Regions from separate parts of the Mus musculus genome. Here region 2 is linked to region 1. A link is a contact called in ENCODE POLR2A ChIA-PET data. All regions are on one chromosome and are shown on one strand. Each heading gives the region's core, a stretch centred on a gene start or an enhancer-like site at or near the end of the contact. The rest is flanking DNA. Distances are from core to core; before and after follow the strand shown.

What was found. ChIA-PET counts read pairs that join two places held with the same protein, here RNA polymerase II (POLR2A).
Region 2: POLR2A ChIA-PET joins it to region 1 with 28 read pairs in embryonic stem cell. The contact joins the promoter of Drg2 here to the promoter of Gid4 in region 1. POLR2A ChIA-PET finds 5 or more read pairs at or near these places in 4 of 5 experiments (Patski and embryonic stem cell).

Annotation. Positions count from the first base shown.
Region 1 is chr11:60,414,266-60,421,095 of GRCm38, reverse strand. It overlaps Gid4 (GID complex subunit 4, VID24 homolog), which reads right to left and starts at 3,951. Exons shown (of 6, transcript NM_025757.4): 1 at 3,252-3,951. The coding sequence starts at 3,440. Atpaf2 (ATP synthase mitochondrial F1 complex assembly factor 2) reads left to right here and starts at 4,062. Exons shown (of 8, transcript NM_145427.3): 1 at 4,062-4,345. The coding sequence starts at 4,186.
Region 2 is chr11:60,452,021-60,458,850 of GRCm38, reverse strand. It overlaps Drg2 (developmentally regulated GTP binding protein 2), which reads right to left and starts at 4,260. Exons shown (of 13, transcript NM_021354.2): 1 at 4,108-4,260; 2 at 2,140-2,300. The coding sequence starts at 4,171.

The DNA of each region.
Region 1 (6,830 bases), core at 2,702-5,201:
AGCACTTGTGCACTCACAGGCATGTGTACATACCCCACTGTTCTGAAAATACAGGAAAAGATACAGCATCTTTTGAGGAATTTCTATTAAGACCATGAGATACCATTTCATACCCACTGAGATGACTATAATCAAACAAGTTTGTAAAGTGTGAAGAAGTTGGAGCCCTCATATACTGTCAGAGGAAATATAAAATGGTGTAACTACCTTTAAAACCACTGGTAGTTTGCTAAAGTATTAAACCTAAAGATTCTATAAACCCCGGCAACTCTATCTCTAGGTTATCTATATTTATTCAAGAGAAACAAAACCATGTGCACATAAAAACTTGCATACAGCTGATAGTACATACATATAGTCCTAGTACTTGGGACAGGGAAAGTAGGAAGGTCACTTGGAGTTAGGGGTTCAAAGCTAACCTAGGCAATATACAGAGATGCACACCACCAAACCAAAAATCTGTATATGAATTTCACAACAGCATTAATGATAATAGCCCCAAAGTAGAAATAACCTAAAAGTCTATCAGCTGATCAATGGCTAGACAAAATATAGGCAACGTTTACAAAGAGCAACAACAGAATGGAATGAAGTACTGACATGTGCTGAGACATGGATGAGCCCTGAATATATGCTATGTAAAGAAGCAGGTCATGAAAGGAAAACTATGTGACCCTATTTATACAACATGTGCGGGACAGGTAGAAGATGAACCTAAGTTTTTGGGTTTTTTTTTTTTGTTTTTTTGAGGATGGGTCTCATTCTGCAGCCCAGATTCTGGCCTCAGGTTCTGAATTTTGGAATTACAAGTGAATACTACCAAATCTGGTCTCAGAATAGGTAAATCTGCAGAAAAAGATTAGCCTAGGATTGGTAAGTGTGATGGCTGAGGTGTACAAAGGTTTCTTTTGGGGCAATATAAATGTTCTAAAATCTGGTGATAGTTGTATAACTTTGTGAATATCCTAAAAATCATTAAGGGTACACCTTGAATAGGTAAACAGTATGGTATGTGGAGTGTATCTTAGCAAAAGTACTTAGGCCAAACAAGCAGGTATACTTTCATTGATTTGACTTCAGAGTCCATGCCTTTAACTGCAACAATATTCTGCTTCCTAAAAATAGTTTAAGTCAAACAAGAAAAGCAGGAAAGAAGTTGAATTATGAAAGACAGAACTTTTCTCAGAGGGCTGAGTCTAGAGAAGACCAATTAACATAACAGTTCCTATGCCCCTACCTGATCACAGTAACAAGCTCACTGGCAGAGATGTAGGGGAGCATTCCGTGGCACGACCACCAACCATTCCCACCACTCGGCATTCCACGGAAGGATATGGGCTACCCGACACCTACCAACCATGCCTCTAACTCAATCACTATTTCCACTGATTCACAAGGCCCCTGTCGAGGCAGGGAACAACAGACAAATGATAGGAACAGACTTCCCTTTGAAACCTAGTTGCTCTGGCAGCTATGAACCTATTACATCAGAAATCAGTAAATGGGCATAAATTCAGGGCCACTCTAAACATGATCCATGTAGAGAACTCACTTCCAGAATTTTATGATTGAATGAATTAAAAAAACAAAAAGCCTAATTTTTTTCATACTATAGTATCACATCTTAAGGAGGAAAAAAAATGATTATCACAGTAGGTAACAAGACTTGAAATAACTCAGTCACAGCTTTCCAATGACAATAAATACCATACTTCATGATAGAGCTTTATGGGGAAAAATTACATTTAATAAGAGTATGGTTTTCCCAATCTCAAAGCTGAGAGAACTATTTCTACAAATGGTAGGAAAGAAAAGAGCTGATGAGTGTGCTGCAGTTAGAAAGCAGAGACACTCTCGAGTCTTTGGAGTGGGAGATCTATTTGCTCAAAAGAATCTGAGATGGGAAATTAGAACCAAGGGTGGTGGATGCTGTACATGTTCAATATACATCTCCCCGGGCCCTGGGGCAGTATGCACCTCTAAACCTCTGGCTTTCAAGGAACAAGACTTGGGGAACTACCTAGGAGGTGGCATTAGGAGAAAGCACACAAGGTGGGACAGGGAATTGGTCTTCTGGCAGACAGTTTAATACCTAGAAAGAAGAGTATTGTGGAGAGGGGAGATAGATAAAAGAGAAATATCTACTCCCACCAATCTCCTTCAGTTGGGAAAAGCTTCAAGGGGGAGAGAAAGAGGTGGAGTTCTGGAAAAGAAAGGCCCAGAGAAGATGAAGCTGAAGTTTCAAAGTTGTTCAGGGACTGGCAGCCACCAGCCAGTACTCAGATATCCAGGTCAAATAGGGGGAGGTAAGTGGACACAAAACAAAACTGTGTTAGATTTCCCAGTACTTAGGCATCTGAGGCTCGGAGGAAACTCTGGAGCTATGCAGATAACAATCAGCAACACTACAGCCAGCAATAGCAACCAGCTAGATCAAGGTGCGAGGTCTGGGGAGAGGCCAGGGGGACTGCCAGGGATGGGAAGGAGCCACAGCAGGGTAGGGTAAGAAGCCTGGGACAGGAAGCAAAGTGTAGCAGCGGATGCCTATGAACTGACTGACGCCGGGTTTTGGTACTGGAAGGCCCCACGAGACAAGGTCTTAACACTAAGTGGTGCAACTGGAGATATTTGGGTGTGAGGCTCCCTGGTCTTTGGGGAGCCTCAACCTCTGTGGGTTGTCTCAGCCAATGGAGGGAGGTTGGCCACCTCTCCCCCGTCAGCAGTGGGCTGACTGAGTTCTCCTAAGGAGCAATGTCCCTGGCACTCAGGATGGAGTTGGGGTCAGAGGAAAAGCTTCATTCCGGGAGAATGTGACACTGGCCGCTATCGAGAGGTACTGAGTTTGGGGCAGCCAATGGAGAGTTTTTCAGGATCCGACAGGGACTGGTGGGAGGGCTGGCTGGTGTAGGGAGGACAGGACTTGGGAAGAACCGACTCAGGCTAAAGGACGGCTAGTCATGGGGGAGCTTCCGGATGCCCAAGCCGGCGAGTCAAAGGCTCTAAGTGTGGGACAGTCTTCGGGGTCTGTCGGAGACTGGCCACTACAGGCTCTGAGTCTAGGGGTGGGCTAGGGGTAGGGTTCGAGAGTGTGACATCAGCTGGGCAGGTCCCGGTGGGAGGCGCCGGGTGCAGGAGGCCCCGGCAGTGAGAGGGCCTGGTCCGCGGCTGAGGGCTCGAGGAGCCCAGGGCAGGCCCGGCCCGTGAGCGCCGCGAGGAGGCCCTCGGGCCCGGCCTTGCCGCCTGGCGCTCACCTGCAGCACCACCTCTACGTCGTACGAGTTCCCCTTGCTCTTCTGGTGGCCACGGAACTTGGAGCCGCTGTAGAGCAAGCTGGTGGCCACGCCGGGCTGCTGGGTGTTGATGGGCGGCGGCGGGATGAGTGAGGCCGCGGATGTGGTTGAGGCACCCGCCGGCGGGGGACACTCGGTGCGGACCGGCATCGCGGGGTCCCCCGGAGCCAGGGCTGGGGGAGGGGGAAGGAACCGCCGCCGCCGCGCGGGAGCCGAAGCTGCGGGGAGGGCGGACCCGGGCGCGCACGCGCGGGGGAGGGGCCGGGGAACCACCCGCCCGCTGAGGCCAGACCAAGCGCTCGTGTTGCCACCTGGACCCGGAGACCTGCAAGCAGGGCCTCCCAGACCTGAGCTGGGTCTCCCTTCCCACTTGCCCTCGCGGGTACACACACACACACACACACACACACACACACACACACACGCACGCACGCACACACACACACACGCGCATACACACTCACTCACTCATACACACGCGCTCACACACACACGCGCGCGCTCACACACACACAAACACACACACACTCTGCAGCTTCCAATTGGCGCGGGCGCGCTGGAGAGGCGGGAGCAAGCTCACGCGGCGCTTCCGCCCATTGGCGGACAGAGAAAGCACGTGGCGCAGAGCGCGAACGGCCCTCTGGGACTTGTAGTTTTCTTCCCGTGGCGCGGCATGGAGGGGGCGTGGCGAGCACGTTTATGATGCTGATTGACGGGGGCGGGAGTGGCGCGCAGCGGGGCGCACGGCTGCGACGGCGCGCCGTAGGTGTCATGAGGAAGATGGCGGCGTGCTGAGGAGGCTGAGGGCTATGAACCCTTGGTGAGAGGTTTCCGTACAGAACCAGCGAGGGGTGTGGGGTTCTCTTCGCTCTTTTCCTGTACTCTGTTTCCACGCATGTGTCCACCCAGGTCCTTGGGCAGGATGTGGCGAATCTACCCCCGGCTGAGGGACCGGTGGCGCGGTCTCTTGGACCGGCGTCTCAGTGACCCCACCGTCTCAGTATGGCCGGGGCCAGCTCCGCAGCCTCCGGCCCGGGCCTATGTCCCGCCAACAGGTGAGGCCCGGACATAATGTGACTTTTTGGTCAGGAGCCAAGTCGGGCTCACCTGGAGGAAGGTTTCTGACGTGCAATGCGGGGTGACAGGCAGGGTTCAGGCCTATGCGAATATTTAGAGCAACAGAGTTCTGTTTCAATTTGAAAAATGACATCCAAACAAGTGCGAGGGTGACTTTAGGGGACACAGCGTGCCCAGGACACGAGATATTTGGCTCTTGAGGCTTTTCTCAATTTCCTTTATTTTTTCTTTTCTTTTTATTTTTTCGGGGATAGGATTTTTCTGTGTAACCCTGGCTGCTCTGGAACTCACTCTATAGACCAGGCTGGCCTCGTACTCAGAGATCCTCCTGTCTCTAGTTCCTGAGTGCTACCACCACTACCACCACCACCACCACCTCCCAGCTTCAGGGTTTTTTTGTTTGCTTGTTTGTTTGTTTGTTTGTTTTTCCTTTTAAAGGGGAGCAGGTGTCTTAGTTGGATTCAGAAAGGAAAATTTGGGCTTTCAATCAGGACATCCAAGGTCACAGAGCAGACTGGTTGAGGCTATGGAAGGCAAAGACTGACCTGACTGTGTTGTGTCCTCATGACTGTGTTGTGTCCTCAGGACCCAGCAGAAGACTTGGCACAGAGGCAGGCCTTAAGTCTTCCACCACACACAGCACACTTCCTTAGGGGTTTGCGGGCCCTCTGTCCTAGTGCAGTGCCACAGCCTCTGCATTCTCTGCAGCTTTCTCTAAGTGGGAGTTTATGCCAGGCTTCTTTGACCTACTAAGGACTGTAATAAGACTGAAAGAAGGTTATTTCATTGCTTCTGAAAGAGAGATTGCTACAAGTGAGGTTCACTTCAGTGAATGAAAAGTAGTGATGACCTCTCTAAATTCAGTTAGTTGTTTTGTGTTGAGGGCATGTGGTCTCACCTGAATGATTCTCAACATCAGATGCAGGATTCATTATGCTTACGAAACAATAGTTTGCAATATATTGTGATATGGGAACTATGAAGGACTTAAGAAATCACAAGGATGAGCGTGTACAGGGTGATTGAAAGGGCATTTAAACTGGGGCTTGAGAGATGAGTAAGAGTTTGATGGGGGAGAAAGGGGGTGTAACATGTCCAGAGGTGATGACTGGGTGTTAGAGGTCTTGCTGCAACACTGCCCTCATTAGGCAACAATTCCATAGGCAGTTTGGCAATTGGCATAAGAGTACAAACCTGGGGTCTGTTGTTGGCAAAATCTCTGAGGTACTGTGGTCTTGGGCATGTATGATGTTGCTTTCTTTGGTGATCTGAAGCATGAGATTGCCTTTAAGAATTCTTTAGGCTGTAAATCCCATAATTTCTTGTTTCATTTAGTGTGTATATATCTGTGTGTGCACTTGGCATGCACATGGAGGTCAGAGGACAACCAGCAGGACTTGGTTGTGGCTTTGAGGGACTGAACTGAGGATGTTGGGTTTAGTGGTCAGCGTCTATACGTGGTGAGCCGTTCAATGGTCTATAGCCCATGATTTTATATAACTGGGGAAGGGAGTGGATGCACCAGGGAGCTGATTTTTGCTTATCAGGACACAAACGAAGGCCTAAAAGTGGGGCAGAAAAAGCCAGTAAAGACAAAGGAAGAAGCTAAGAGTAGCGTCACACACATGTATCAGCTGCTTGGGAGCCTGAGATAGGATCACTTGAGGTCATGGGGTATGGGGAGGAGGAGAACGGGCTTGACTTACAGATAGCTCTCTGTGCCCCATTCATTCATACATTCCTATTTTCTTTCACCTTTGACTACCTACTATGTGCTAAATAATGCTAAGAGCCAACTGGTAAGTCTGTAATACAGAAGAAAAGATGGCAGATCAAGCACCTCCACAATGGAAAACAAAAAGCATCCATGCGCTTAAATTGACCCTTTGCCTATTTAGTGAACTCCTGAATGTGTTCCTTTGTTTATGCCGTGCCTCCCTAGGGTATGCTTTGCTCTTTTTGTCCTCCCCAGGTGGGAGATATTTTTGTGTATCTTTGAAGTATGTAAATTATTAAGTCCTTCTTCTTTAAGAATCCACTTGTCAATGTTAGGAACAGCTACACCATAGAAACTTGTCAGGAGAGGAGAGGCTTTTGAAGGAAGGGCTCGCTGTGGGGTTGGAGGAGGAGGTCCTGCAGTGCAGAGACCTTTGTGAGGCCATTGCCACCCTCCTGCTGTTTTCTGCCCAGAGGAGGATGTAGTTTGGAGAAGCAGCATATGAGGTAAATTCCCAAAGAAATAAAAGCTTGAAGTCCTGTCCTGTTCCTACCATTTACAAATTGCCTCCTGTCCAAGGCAGCTTCTCCAAGTTTCTGCCACTTAAGAGACGTTACCTGCTTTGCCATTCTCATAGGAGTGTCAGGGACCAGACGGCTATCTGCTTTTGAAGTAGAGTTTTATTGGAACAAAGCCACATACTCATACATATTGTCTGCTTTCATTATATTGGCCAGAACAGCCTA
Region 2 (6,830 bases), core at 3,011-5,510, 37 kb before region 1:
CTGCTTTGGGATGGGCAGCCTCCTGTGCCCATCTTTGCTCTGATATATTATCTGTATACCAGCAAACCTGCTAACAAGTAAGCCAGCGCCTCAGTCTTGGTTTCCACAACCATTCCCCCCAAAAGGAAACCAGGCCTCCTCGGAGAAATGGCAGATCCTAGACTAGGGCAGGGAGTAGGTCAGATGAGACAGGCCTCTGGAGCGAGGTTTGGCTGAGGGACACATGGTGGGATTGTGCTGAAGCAGACAGTTCCAAAGCTAGGACTGCACTGAAACATCAAGGTCATCACATCATCGGGCTGGGACTGTGGCTCAGGGGCACAAGGCCGAAATGCCCAGGACTGAAAGGGGGTGTGGAGTTGGGGCTAGGAGCCGAATCAGTAAAGTGTATGCTCCCATAGCACTCATGTAAAGAACCTAGGAGTGGTCCCATAATCTCCACCGGGGAGGTGGAGGCAGGGGGAGTTCCTAGGATTGGGTCAGAAAGCCTGGTCTACTTGACAAGGTCTAGGCCAGCAAGAGATCTTTCTTAAAAATCAAGGTGGAGGGGCTAGAGAGATAGCTCAGCAGTTAAGGGCACTCATTGGCTGCTCTTCCAGAGGTCCTGAATCCCATTGGCAGCAACCACATGGTGGCTCACAACCATCTATGTGATCTGATGCCCTCATCTGGCATAGAGGTGTACATGCAGACAGAGTACTCAGAGATATAAATAAATAAATCTAAAAAAAAAAAAAAAAAAACCTCCACAAAAACCAAAAACCAAGGTGGAGAGCCTGAGAAATGACACTGGATATTGTCCTAGCCTCCACCCCTATACATATACACGTGCACAAACAAACACCCTCAAACACATGTACCCACACACATGTGAATAGAGAAAAATAAAACTAAAAATCAGGGCTAGACAAGGTGAGGCACACCTTTAATCTTAGCACTCAGGAGGCAGAGACAGGTAGGTCACTGTGAGTTTGAGTTTGAGGTCAGCCTGATTTACAGAGCCAATTCCAGCCCCTGCAGAGCTACACAGTGAGACACGGGCCTTGAACCAAAACAAAAAGTAAAAACCAAAGTATGCTGGGGCTGCCTAGAATCAGGGGAACAGGGCAGGTGAATATGGTGAGGGAAGCCAGGTTAGTAGAAGTTAAAAGAGCTATGAATCCAAGCATGGACACAGACAACAGCTTGCCCTTAATGCATGGGTTGTAACAAGGGTGTTTCCTCAGGTAACAGTGTTACCAATAAAGAAACAGTTATCAGGACTCTGGCAACTCTCTGCAACAACAACAAAAATCCAAGATCATTCTAGCATTAAAAACCTATTGTCTCTCAAGATGGCTCAGCAGATACAAAGTATTTGCCACCAAGCCTGACAAGTTGAGTTCTATCCTATGGACCCATAAGGTAGAAGGAAAGAACTGACTCTTTTAAGTTCTCTGACATCCAGTGTGGCACGTATTTGAAATGTATTAAAACCTTATCTGCCCTGGCAAAGATGCTTACTTAATCATACCACATAAAATGTGAGTCAAGATAGGACATTAAACTGAACCACTTTCCAGAAGAAACTTTCTAGAAGACTCCACAGTGACATCATCACTTCACTTGTAGCCAGTCTGTGTGCTAGCTCTGAGGCCCAACTTCTCTTGACTCTCATCACCTCCGCTCTCCTGATGCTCACTTGGGCAGATAGCCCAGCTCTCCCAATGTCTACAGGCAGGCTTCCCCTGAAGGGCCTCTCTCAGCAAGCTCCCTCACATCGGTTAGGACCTCTGATACACCAACCACTCACTAGAGAAGCCTTCAGCTACCCAGACATGTCTTGAAGGACCTTGGACTTCCTTGGAGCTTAAAACCAACTAAGTGACACCTGAATTTGCTCAAATTGTCTTTTCTGAGAGGAAGTATGTGCAGGTAGGGATGGGCATCCCAGTATCGGGCCCAATGCCCAGCATAAGGTACACACTGTGTGCCACTGGCTCAGTTGGAAGGCCAACTATTCCTGCTAAGGAGAAGAAAGAGTAACCTCTAAGTTAGGGCGATAGGGAGGTAAGACTTTGAGGGGAGGTAGGGATGGGCATGCTGTAGGTAAGTGACCCTCTATTGTTCTCCCCAAGGTCCACAGAGACCATCACTGACCTTACCCACAGAGGGAAAGCCAATCAGTGCCACACGGGCATCACCTGACTTCATGACATCAAAGCCCTCTCCTTTGGATGAGGCGGATTTGGATGGTTCCAGGAGCTGGGCCCGATACTTGGCCAGTTTTGCTTTCAGCAGGCCCAGGTGGTACTCGGTGGCTGGAGGATGGAAAACAAGACAGGAACAAGTGTCAGGGTCTCTACCTGGAGGGTCAGGTGGGGACCCACATAGGGCCAAGTGCTGAGAACATCAAGACCAGACAACAATCACCTCAAGGAGACCTCAAGGGTTCCCCTGGTACCCCACTGGTATCTCAGCATCCTAAGGAGCACGGATGGGCAGCACTAATGGTACTTGAGGCAGACAGAAGGTCACAGGGCTGCTCTCTGCTCACTCTGGAGCTTTACTCTCTCCTGGTAGCTGCCCTAAAGATCACGAACCAATTCCGAACAGCCGGGAAGTTCCTGAATTCGTGACTTGTCACATCCTGAAGACGTCCAGAGAAAACCTGGGTCAGGCTTGAAGGCCTCAGGTCTGCCCTGCTTCTCTATGGACACAGGGCACTTTCTGTAGTGCTGGAATTCCATGTGGTGCACCACTTCATGGAAGAAGGGGACACTGTGGCATACACAAATTTGCCATGCTGTGATCAGCCCCTGACGGAATCCAGGAGGCCACACAGCCTCCCTGCACACGTCCCATCACTGCGGCCCCAGGCAGAGGATGGGTACCTTGTGCTTAGTTCTCCTGACATCACCCAGCACTCATGGAGGGAGAACAGACTGTTTCACTGTACACCTGTCCCTTTTCCTTCTCCTTTATAGTATTGTCAGGCCGGGCGTGGTGGCGAACGCCTTTAATCCCAGCACTTGGGAGGCAGAGGCAGGCGGATTTCTGAGTTCAAGGCCAGCCTGGTCTACAGAGTGAGTTCAAGGACGGCCAGGGCTACAGCGAGAAACCCTGTCTCGAAAAACCAAAAACCAAACCAAACCAAAAAAAGTATTGTTAGGGTTACCATACTGCTTCCAAATTCTGGGGAACAGGGTTAAGTTACTGAGAAGGAATTCTGTTTCAGGTCTTACCGAATCCGCATGATAGCAGGGACATGGTTGAGACTGAGGACCTCAGCTGTCCTGCCCCAACTCCTTCCACCCTTCTCTGACTTTATCCTTGCCTCAGGACCTATGAACCTGCTGTTGCCTGAATTTAAGTCAGATCAATCCCACCCTGCCATTACTGCCTGGAAAGGTCACTTAGCCTTGTGCATCCGAACAGGAAGGGCAGCAGCACTAACTCTGTCACCACATTTCTTCAAGACTCGGGAAAGCACCAAGGCTAGACACTGCTTGGCAGTCCCACCTCTCCACTGATCCCCAACCCTCACAGTTTGATGCTTCCTTGGTGTTGTGTATTTGGGGTGGTTTACTTTAAATATTAGGTGATCACTCTGGCAAGGGCTTTGCACATGTGAACCACAACAGAGCGGGTGTTATCCCTATCCACAGATGAGGACATTGGGTCGCCAAAAACTGACATGACTTTACAAGGTTACATAGCAAGAACGTAGTGGACAAATTCTCCAGTCCCTACTTCCTTGACACTAGCTCGCTGGCGCCTGCCTGTCTGCCGGGACAAGCTGTTTTGTGAGATGTCTTCTCTTGCCCTTCTCAGCATGAAGGCCCAGCTGCCAGGACCCTAGGGGAAAATCTCCGACACTGCCTTTCTGGGTCACGGGCTTATTGTGCGCGCTGAGGTTTCTCTACTTGAACACTGAGTCCAGCACAGATCAGATCTCTCAAGAACCCTGAAATCACGTCGCTGAATGTGCCCGCTCCCGCCTCACGCACGCCTCGGCACTTCCCCGGTGTTTCTCCGGCCTCGGTGGTGGCTCCAGTTGTCCCCTCATTTTACAGACAAGAAAAACAAGGAGGGTAGAAAGGGAGACCCCTCCGATCCCGCCCTTACCCTTGTTCTTCTGCGTTCGAGCGATCTCCTTCTCGATCTCCGAGATTTTCTCCAAGATCCCCATAGTTGCAGCTTCGGCGGAGATTCACGCTGCCTATAGCTTACAGCGCTGAGCGCTCACGTCTAATGCCGGAAGCAAAGCAGTCAGAACCAGGAAGCGCACCAAGAATGGAGTCCTCCCGAGCTCCCGGTGCTACGAGATTCGGAGTCCGGGCACACCACGTGGAGAGCAGATACCATCCGTTCCTACCTCGTCCAGCTGCGATGAGCATCCGGGTCTTGACTTTGGTTCGTTAGGACCAGACCCCAAACTGCTTTGAGTTTGCAAAGCAGAGGGGGAATCTCTTTTCTCTTTGATAGTGACAGAAAAGGAGATGGGCAGAAAGTCTTAAGGCTCCCATTTTGTAAAGGCAGTAAAAGAGTCTTGGGGTCTAGCCTGCTGGAGTAACCTTTAATCCCAGTACTCAGGAGGCAGGAGCAGGAGGATTGCTGCGAATTTGAAGTCAGCTGGGTTGCACAGCTAGTATCAGTGTCAGATAGGAAAGCAAACGAAAAGTTCAAAACTGGGCTCAGCCGTTAAGAGCACTTAATGCCAGCTTTAATGTGGGGTATTGTTTTTTTGTTTTTTTAATTTTTAAATTAGATGTATTCATTTTATGTGTGTTTTGCTTGCATATATGTATGTACACCATGTGCATGTGCCAGTGGAGCTCAGAACAGGGCACCAGATCTCCTAAAAGTATAGTTTCAGACGGTGGTGAACAACCACGTGGGTTCTGGGAATCGAACATGTCTGTTTCAAGAACAAAGTGCATGGGGTCACCAGTCTCGCTTGCATTGCAGTTTCCGAATAGGTATTGCAAATTACAGCTGTTAAATGACAGTGCCAAGATAGAATGAAGCTCTGGCTGTGAACTCCAAGTCTACACACCCTCATGGTAATGCAGTAGATGTGTATGCTGTTTCTGCAAGGTAGTACGATTTAAGTGTGGTAGGTTTATATGATGTTTTGAGTGGGTATCAAAAGGTGATGGAGCATTTTGGAAGCTGGGGTGGTCAATGCAGATGAGAAGGCCTGAGAAGCCCAGGCCCAAGTCCTCAGGTCCCTTCTGCCTCAAATTTCCTTTTAAAAAACAATTAGCATTCAAAATAATGGGTTATAACATTTTAAAAGATGTTTTATTTTCCATGTATAAGTGTTTTGCCTACATGTATGTGTATACCACATGCATGTCTTCCTTGTTGCCTGCAGAGGTCAGAAGAGGGCATCAGATTGCCTGGATCTGGAGGGATGCTTGTGTCCCACCATAGGGGTCCAGAGTCAAACCTGTGCCCTCTGCAAGTACAAGTGCTCTTAAGCACTGGGCCATCTCTAGCCCCATAACATTTCCATTCATATACCTGTATCTTGCACTTCTTTTATTCCCTATCCCCACCCCTTCCATCAACTCCTTCCTAATATGGCTGTTGGAATCTTTTACCACCACCTTGTAACCCCAGAAGTAAGCTCACTTTGACTTTACAGTTGGGGGAAATGGCTCAATTTCCAAGAATGCTAACATCTTCTCTGCTGTCTGCTTCATGATCCCATGGTCCTTAATTTTTTTGTTTTGTTTTTGCTGCCTGCCCGAGAATTGGGCCTACCTCAAGATCAAGGAAAAGGCAGCTAGCCTTTCCTTCAAGGAAGATCCGACTCCTCCAAACCTAAGTCTTGGAAGCCAGCTGTGAGCTCCACTGTCCATGCAGATCTGTGGAGATGGGGCTGGTTTGCACAGGGAGAGGTCACTATGCTCTATGTACATATTTAACTTGTCCATCAAAAGATACTTCAGCAAGGTCAAAGACACTGGAGAAAACCACAGAGGACACAGAGAGTTAATGTTCAGAATACAGTAAGGCCCATGACTCAACAACACAACAACCCCATTCTGCTGAGTTACTGATGTAACCCAAACATAACACAGTGATTGACGTGTGTTTAGTGCTTAGAAGAACCTGCCAAATCAGGAGCCTTAGGACAGTACGTGGTGTAGAAAGAGCCCTATCCCTTCTCCCAGAGCTTCCAGTTCTAGATGGGATGGATTCTAATCACACATAAGACAAGGACTACAGACTAGTGATGCCCAGTGCTACTCTCTGTATGCTAGGGATGAATATATGTGTGTGTGTGTGTGTGTGTGTGTGTGTGTGTGTGTGTGTGTGTGTGTGTGTGTGTGTGTGTGTGTAGGCCAGAGGCTAACATCTGATGTCTTTCTCTCTCTTTGCCTTTAAGATTTTTTTGATTACATTTTATTTATTTTGTGGTGAAGTATGGTTGTGTGGAGGTTAAAGACCAATTTTTGGGAGTCTGCTTTCTCCTTCTACCATGTAGGTTCTGGAGCTCCAACTGGGATGGTCAGACTTGGTGGCAAGTATCTGTTATTTATCCAAATACTAAAAATTGTATCCCAAGAAAATGGTTGTCCCAAGACAAATTCCTATGTTCAACAGCCTTTGTTGTGCAAATCTTGCTCCCCAATTTAAAACTATCTGTTAAATAAAATGGCTATAGCCAATTACTGGGGAGAATAGAGAGAGGTGGAGTTTGAATTACCAGGCTGGGGTCACAGGTAGGGGCCACAATGGAGAAGCGAGGAAGGAGACAGAGAGAGGATGAAGTTGTCAGGAGAGGAGATGGATCATGAGCTTGTGGCTAGGAGAAATGGACCCTGAAAATAACCAGC